2 separate regions of the Homo sapiens genome follow, and region 1 is linked to region 2. Evidence: chromatin contacts called from ENCODE Hi-C or POLR2A ChIA-PET data. All regions are on one chromosome and are shown on one strand. Each heading gives the region's core, a stretch centred on a gene start or an enhancer-like site at or near the end of the contact. The rest is flanking DNA. Distances are from core to core; before and after follow the strand shown.

Region 1 (2,711 bases), core at 44-2,543, 860 kb after region 2:
ATTATGATTTTATTATTTGAATATTACATTGAAAACAGCCCAGGCAAATTCAAACTCAGGAAGTACAGCTTAGCGAGTGGGAGATCAGATTTTAAAGTCAGAGAGACTTGCATTGCAAGCTGGCTCTGCCACTTTCTAGCTGCAAAACACAGACAAGTTACTTATCCTCCCTCTGAATCATTTTTTTCATTGTCAAAGGGATTGGAAATGGTACTTAATTCATAAGCTGATGGAGAGGGCTAAGTTAGATGACGTATGCACAGAGTGAGAGAAAAACACATGTTAATAAATACAAGCTGTTACATTCCTATAATTTTAAAAAGAGAATTTTTAAAGCTACCTTCCAGTCTCCTTTTGCCTTTTATGGCTCTATCCTTATCTCAAACCAGTGTTTGTCTAGTATTCTGGAACAGCACCTGAAGTGTTGCAAACATTCATAATAAACACTGTTGAAAGAGACAAGTTACAGGTGAAGAAAATGCTGGAAGGTAGAAATGACAACCTATGTTTTCAAGAAAATATCAGCAAGAAAGAAATGCACATACATAAGTACATATACATCTGTGTGTGCCTGTGCACATGTGTCTATGAATAGAGCACCTATATTTTCCACCAATCAAGAAAAAAACCCAACCTGAAAATCTAAGATTATTTTCCTGTTCATCTATTCTTAACTTTCTCTTCATTTCTTTTATAATATAATATTCGCCATCATCACCCTACACCTTCTCTCTACCTTCTTACTTTTTAATGTTAATTTTATTTATTTATTTATTTAGCTAGCTAGCAAATCTTGCCTGCCAGCTTTAAACAAACTGATGTTCATGGGTTAAACACAGGAGCAGCCAACAGCATTCTTTGCAGATGCAATTCCTGGCACACTCTTTACCCAGAATGATAAACTTATCACCTCTCCAGCCCTCAGTTTGAAGCTGCAGCAGTAATTTCTGCTGGGTGCCAAAACTAAAATGAATGTGACTGTGCCATGCCCTGCTCTGAGCTGTGGCTATAATGAGATTTGAATGGGAAGCCCCGGACACAATAAATCTGCGCCATATGTGACCATTTCCTGTGTCAGTTCCTTTCTCATAACCAGTGGAGAATTTTTTTCCCTCTCATGACCCCACACCATGACTCTGAAATCTTTCATGGCTGCTTATGGGCCTCAGGCTTTTTGCAGCAGTTGTATAAATAAATGAATTTGACAGCAAACATCATAACAGTTAGCAGTAATGTGTGTTCGCCACAAGTGCCTATACTACTCACTGGAGAAATGGCACAGGAAACAGCTTGTTTTGTTACCTAAACAAAAGTAGTTTCGTTTGACAAGTGGTGAAAGAATTAGTCAAATAAACTTGAAATCCACTAGGACTTTTTTTTTTTTTGCCAACTCTCCCTGCCAGGGGAATGTTCCCAGCTCCTGAGTGCCCATGACTCACAGAAGGTAAATTTCTCCCTTTTTATTCTGAGATAAAGATCTGCACTGGGAATACAAAACCTTCGACTGATATTTTATATTAATCTTTTCAAGGCAAGAGTGTCATGCATGGGAACTCAGGTAGTCAAGAATTTCCAAGGAAGCCTGTGGTAGAAATGCCAAGCAGGATGTTTCGGGAGGAAAGGAAAGGTGGTAATAATGACCCAACTCGGTGATTCCCATTGAAAGCAAATTGAAGCTTACAAGTGCTTCTTTTCCTTTCACACTGCCTTTATTCAGGAACAAAAAATCTCTACACAAGTTGCTGAAGGAAAGGAAATTAGCATTTTCTCTGCATCTCATTTCTCCACCCTTCCTCTGGCATCTTAATGCCAATCCTGTTGTCTCTGCTGTGAAAGATGTTATACCACAGTGATTATTCTCAGGACTCTGGAGCAAACTGCCTAGGTTCAAATCCTGGCTCTGCTTCTTACCCTCTGTGTAACTCTAGGCAAATAACTTGGCCTCATTGCATCTCAGTTTTCTCCTTTGCAAAGTAGGAATAATAATGCTACGGTATCAAGCTCCTAAGGTGTCTGTGCCAATTAAATGTATTTTAAAAGGCTCAGAACAGTATCTAAAGCATAATATATATTATTATTATTATTATGCCAAACAGAGAGATTTGGAAAATAGTCTCTCTAGCAGTACTAGAAATTTTTTCCACGATGGCTTGATATTGGCAGCTAATCTCAGAAATGAAATTTAAAACTTTTTGGGGAAAATCATAATAGGAGCTTCATGTAAACCATTACGATTAATTTCAAGGTACAGTACAACACTACTTGAAATAAAAATATCACCTGGACCTTGAAATTTTTTCTTATATGAAGGTTATTTTCACACTTTTAAAGGTGTTTACACTTTATCATAAGTGGCCAAGTAACTATTGCCCCTAGAATCTTCTCATATTGCACAGAAGTATCACTGATTAGGAGAGCAAAACTCAAGAGTTATCACAAACTAATAAATCTTAGTCCAGGTATATGTTCTATTTTGGTTTTGGTTTTGTTTTTAATTTAATTATTAAAATGCATTCACTGAAGTATTTTGCTTGTGTGACAATTACAAGAAAGTGCCATAAAATTTTAGAAGGTATGGACAGTAATCAACATGAACAATAATTTCCTATTACAGACAGCCTGCTACCTACACTATAGATTCCCAGTGTCTTTATTTTAATTAAATAAAAAATCCACTTGAATATACATTTCTCCATATTTAAACTTCCAGA
Region 2 (3,151 bases), core at 300-2,799:
TTTAAAAATTAAATTAAAAATCTGCAGAATTGTTTATTCTGCAGTTCATGAAGCTTCTCCTTGGTTTTGATTGAATCGACGTCCAACAAGGTTGTCCGGAGCCCTGTACTCAAACAGCGTCCATCCCTGTTCGCGCAGAGCTGCACACAGCAGTCCTGGATTTAAAGACAATCACCCTTTGCAGATTCACTCTCACCAGGCTTAATAACTTCCACCCCAAATTGCCCCATCCCTCCTCGGTCCCTCCTGGCATTTCTTTTCTGTCCCAGGCGCAGAGATCCTCTTCTGGGCGTCTGTTCCGGCTATGAGAAGCTCTCCGCACCCTGAAAGGGAGTAGAAAAACAGAGGGGATGGGAAAGGGGGAACAGGGGAACAGATGAGTATTCATTTCATGATAAAATTCAGAATCCCTGCGCCTTAAATGGTGCCCATTTTCTAAGTCTGGTTAATATTGTTCTTGTTGCTGATGATGTTTTCCTTTTTAAAAACTATATGAATCATCTTATTAAGAAAAATTATACAAAAAAAAGAAGAAACTCCACATGCACTAAAATATTTTTCACTATCTCTTTGAAGACATTCTGCTTAAACCTTTTCAAAGATTCGGGTGGCCCTTTCTTGACTCTCCATGATTAAAACCACTTACAAGTCATACACAACAGATGCAAATATAAAATGTCCTTGGCCTCTGCAAAAAAGGCTCAAAATTAACCTTGTCTGAACGTGTGCGTACGTTGCTTCCAACATCTGAAAAAAACTTGATAAAATGGAGACTCCAGCCAAGAGGAATGGTGCATGGAATCCGTTGAAAATGCATACAAACAACACCTAAAATAACAAGCAGCACAAACTGAGGTGTATTTAAGTTTCCAAAGGTTTTAGGTAAAATGACCAGAAAATATTAGAAATGGTCATCAACGGTGGCTAGCTTTTTTGTTCTATGGTGACAGAGATAAAGTTAAAAAAAAAAAAGTTGTGTAGCCATCAACACAGAGATAGTCCTTAAAATCCCCCATATCCAGCCTTTCAAAATACTCTCTTCCGGAACATACATGAATAGGAGGGAGCTTTTGTGTTTAAAAATCTTGGTAAGTGTCCCCCTTTAAAATCTACATAGAAAATAGGGGACTGATGGCCCCTGGTTTCTCATTATGAATTGCAAAGACTTCAGTTAGTGGCTACAATGATGTGTCATTTTCGATATAGAAGTTATAAAATGTATATATTATATTAATCACCCTGAACAACTCTTTGTTAAATGCACATTTGGAGTCTGCAGACTGTGTGACCCAGAGGTGCTTATATAACTATATGTGGGTGTCTGGGTGTAAATACGGGTTTATGATTTTTATAGTATATATGTCTGTGGGTTGCATCTAACTCCTGTGTGTGCAATAATGTTTTTTCTCTTTGCTGAGGCTTACTTGTCCAGCCTATTGTTTGAGACAACAGATATAAGTTGCGATGGGAGAGGAGCGTCGGATTTGGTGTGTATCCCCCATTTCCAATTATAGATGGATCATTACAGACAGCGGAGTCCTGAGAAGCCAGACATCTGCTCCTCACATGAATGCACTCACCTCCTAGAGACCAGGCTGCCATCATGCTCTGGAAGCTTGTGGAGAATGTCAAGTACGAAGATATCTATGAGGTGAGTCGACACCCCCAGATGCACCTTAGAGCTTTGCAGATAGAGAATTTGAGCTTCTTGATACCCCAAATGATATATATTTTTAAGCTATTTACTCGTAGATTTCCGGTCGGTTTTCTCAGCTTTTTTTAACTTTTAGAAAAGCTGGCTAGGGAAGACTTCGCTGCTCTGAAAAGGGACTTTAAGGCTGAAATCTGACAACTTTAATTTAGGAATGTTTTTATTTATTTTATTTTTCTTTCCCTTTTCCTCGCCTCCCCCCACCCCACCCCACCCTTTTAAGCTCTGATGGGGAATGTGGTGCTACTGAATGTGGGCACGCTCTCAGAGAAAATCGAGATTCTGATAAAGTCAGGGGCTTTTCTCGTTTTAAGTGTGGAAGAGAATTGGGTTTTCAAGCCTCATTTGTAACAGACTCGGGCTTTTAATTTTTATTTTCAATAAAATTTCTGAAATTGATAACAAATGGTTCCAAGTAGAGGACAGAGAATTAGCGGGAAAGAAGTAGATGGCTGGAGATATGGATGGATAGAGCAAAATAGAAGTCGTAGCAGTTTATTAGTTTCTGTTTTCTTGTGTTTTGCTTCCTTGAGGGTCACTGCGTCCGAACAGAAATCGCAGCCGCCTCCTGTGTGGGCATCTTTCACGGAAATTTCTGCCCACGTTCAATGCGTACGGGTCTCTAGCACTGAGGCTAGCTCAACTCTTCGGGGCAGGAGAAGTTGCGCCCAGCCAGGAGGACGCCAGCCGCCTCCGGGGCCCGGACCGCGCTCGCCAAAGCCCTTTTCCGGCTCGGGCGAGGGCTGACGCGGCCAGACGGCTCCGCTACTCGCGGGCGAGGCGGACTAGGCGGACGAGGCGGCCGAGGCGGGCGAGGTGGGAGAGGCGGGCGAGGTGGGAGAGGCGGCCGAGGCGGGCGAGGCGCGGGGCGCGCGGCGGGCCAGGCTGGGGACCGGGAAGCCCGCGGAGCCTCGCTTTTAAGCGGAATGGTCTGGGACAGCCCCAGGTGGTTGCCAGGGGAAGGGAGGAAGGGAAGGTTCTGCTGAGACGTCGAGGTTGGAAATAAAAACTTCGGAAAGGCGAAGCGGATTTAGAAAAGGAGGGAAGTCGAGGCGGGCGAAGCGGGCCATGGAGATTGCTAAGAGGAAAAGTTGGAGAGAAAAGGAAGGAAGAGAAGCAGACTCCCGGGTGGCGGGCGCGGGCCGCTAGGTCAGACGAAAGGTGGAGGGATGCAGAGGCTCCCCAAAGAGCCGAGAAAGACACGCGACCCCTCCGGATCGGGACAGCTCCTGAAAGCCCGGCGCAGAGCCGCCTCGAAGATCCTAAGAGTGGGCGACTCACAGGCGCGGCCGGCAAGCTCCTGGGGGACTCGGGCTCGGACGAGCGCCCACAGGCAGCGCCTGGCGCCCACACCTCCTGCCCCCCCCCGAATCCTAATGTTGGGGTGTGTGTATGTGTGGAGGTATGTAGGAGAGAGGAGGAGGAGATAAGAGAGGAGAG

What was found. Hi-C counts contacts between places; a loop is a spot of excess contacts on that map. ChIA-PET counts read pairs that join two places held with the same protein, here RNA polymerase II (POLR2A). Pooled maps may share reads with other maps.
Region 1: a pooled map shows a loop between it and region 2 (2.4-fold over the local background). The contact joins the enhancer-like site here to the promoter of TFAP2B in region 2. A Hi-C loop is called at or near these places in 1 of 37 single-sample maps with no recorded cell type and 2 of 50 pooled maps. POLR2A ChIA-PET finds 5 or more read pairs at or near these places in 1 of 52 experiments (SK-N-SH).

The regions. Positions count from the first base shown.
Region 1 is chr6:51,678,063-51,680,773 of GRCh38, forward strand. All of the region lies in intron 60 of PKHD1 (PKHD1 ciliary IPT domain containing fibrocystin/polyductin), which reads right to left. The region is part of intron 2 of LOC124900615 (a long non-coding RNA gene); the gene reads left to right. Among named protein-coding and RNA genes, the nearest start is that of PKHD1, 410 kb to the right of the region's middle. Within about 2 kb of position 1,294, at least 2 of the 41 ENCODE cell types and tissues checked have a DNase peak (open chromatin) inside an H3K27ac peak, as active enhancers do.
Region 2 is chr6:50,817,322-50,820,472 of GRCh38, forward strand. TFAP2B (transcription factor AP-2 beta) reads left to right here and starts at 1,550. Exons shown (of 7, transcript NM_003221.4): 1 at 1,550-1,651. The coding sequence starts at 1,571. LOC124901490 (a long non-coding RNA gene) reads right to left here and starts at 1,705. Exons shown (of 2, transcript XR_007059923.1): 1 at 1,581-1,705; 2 at 1-323.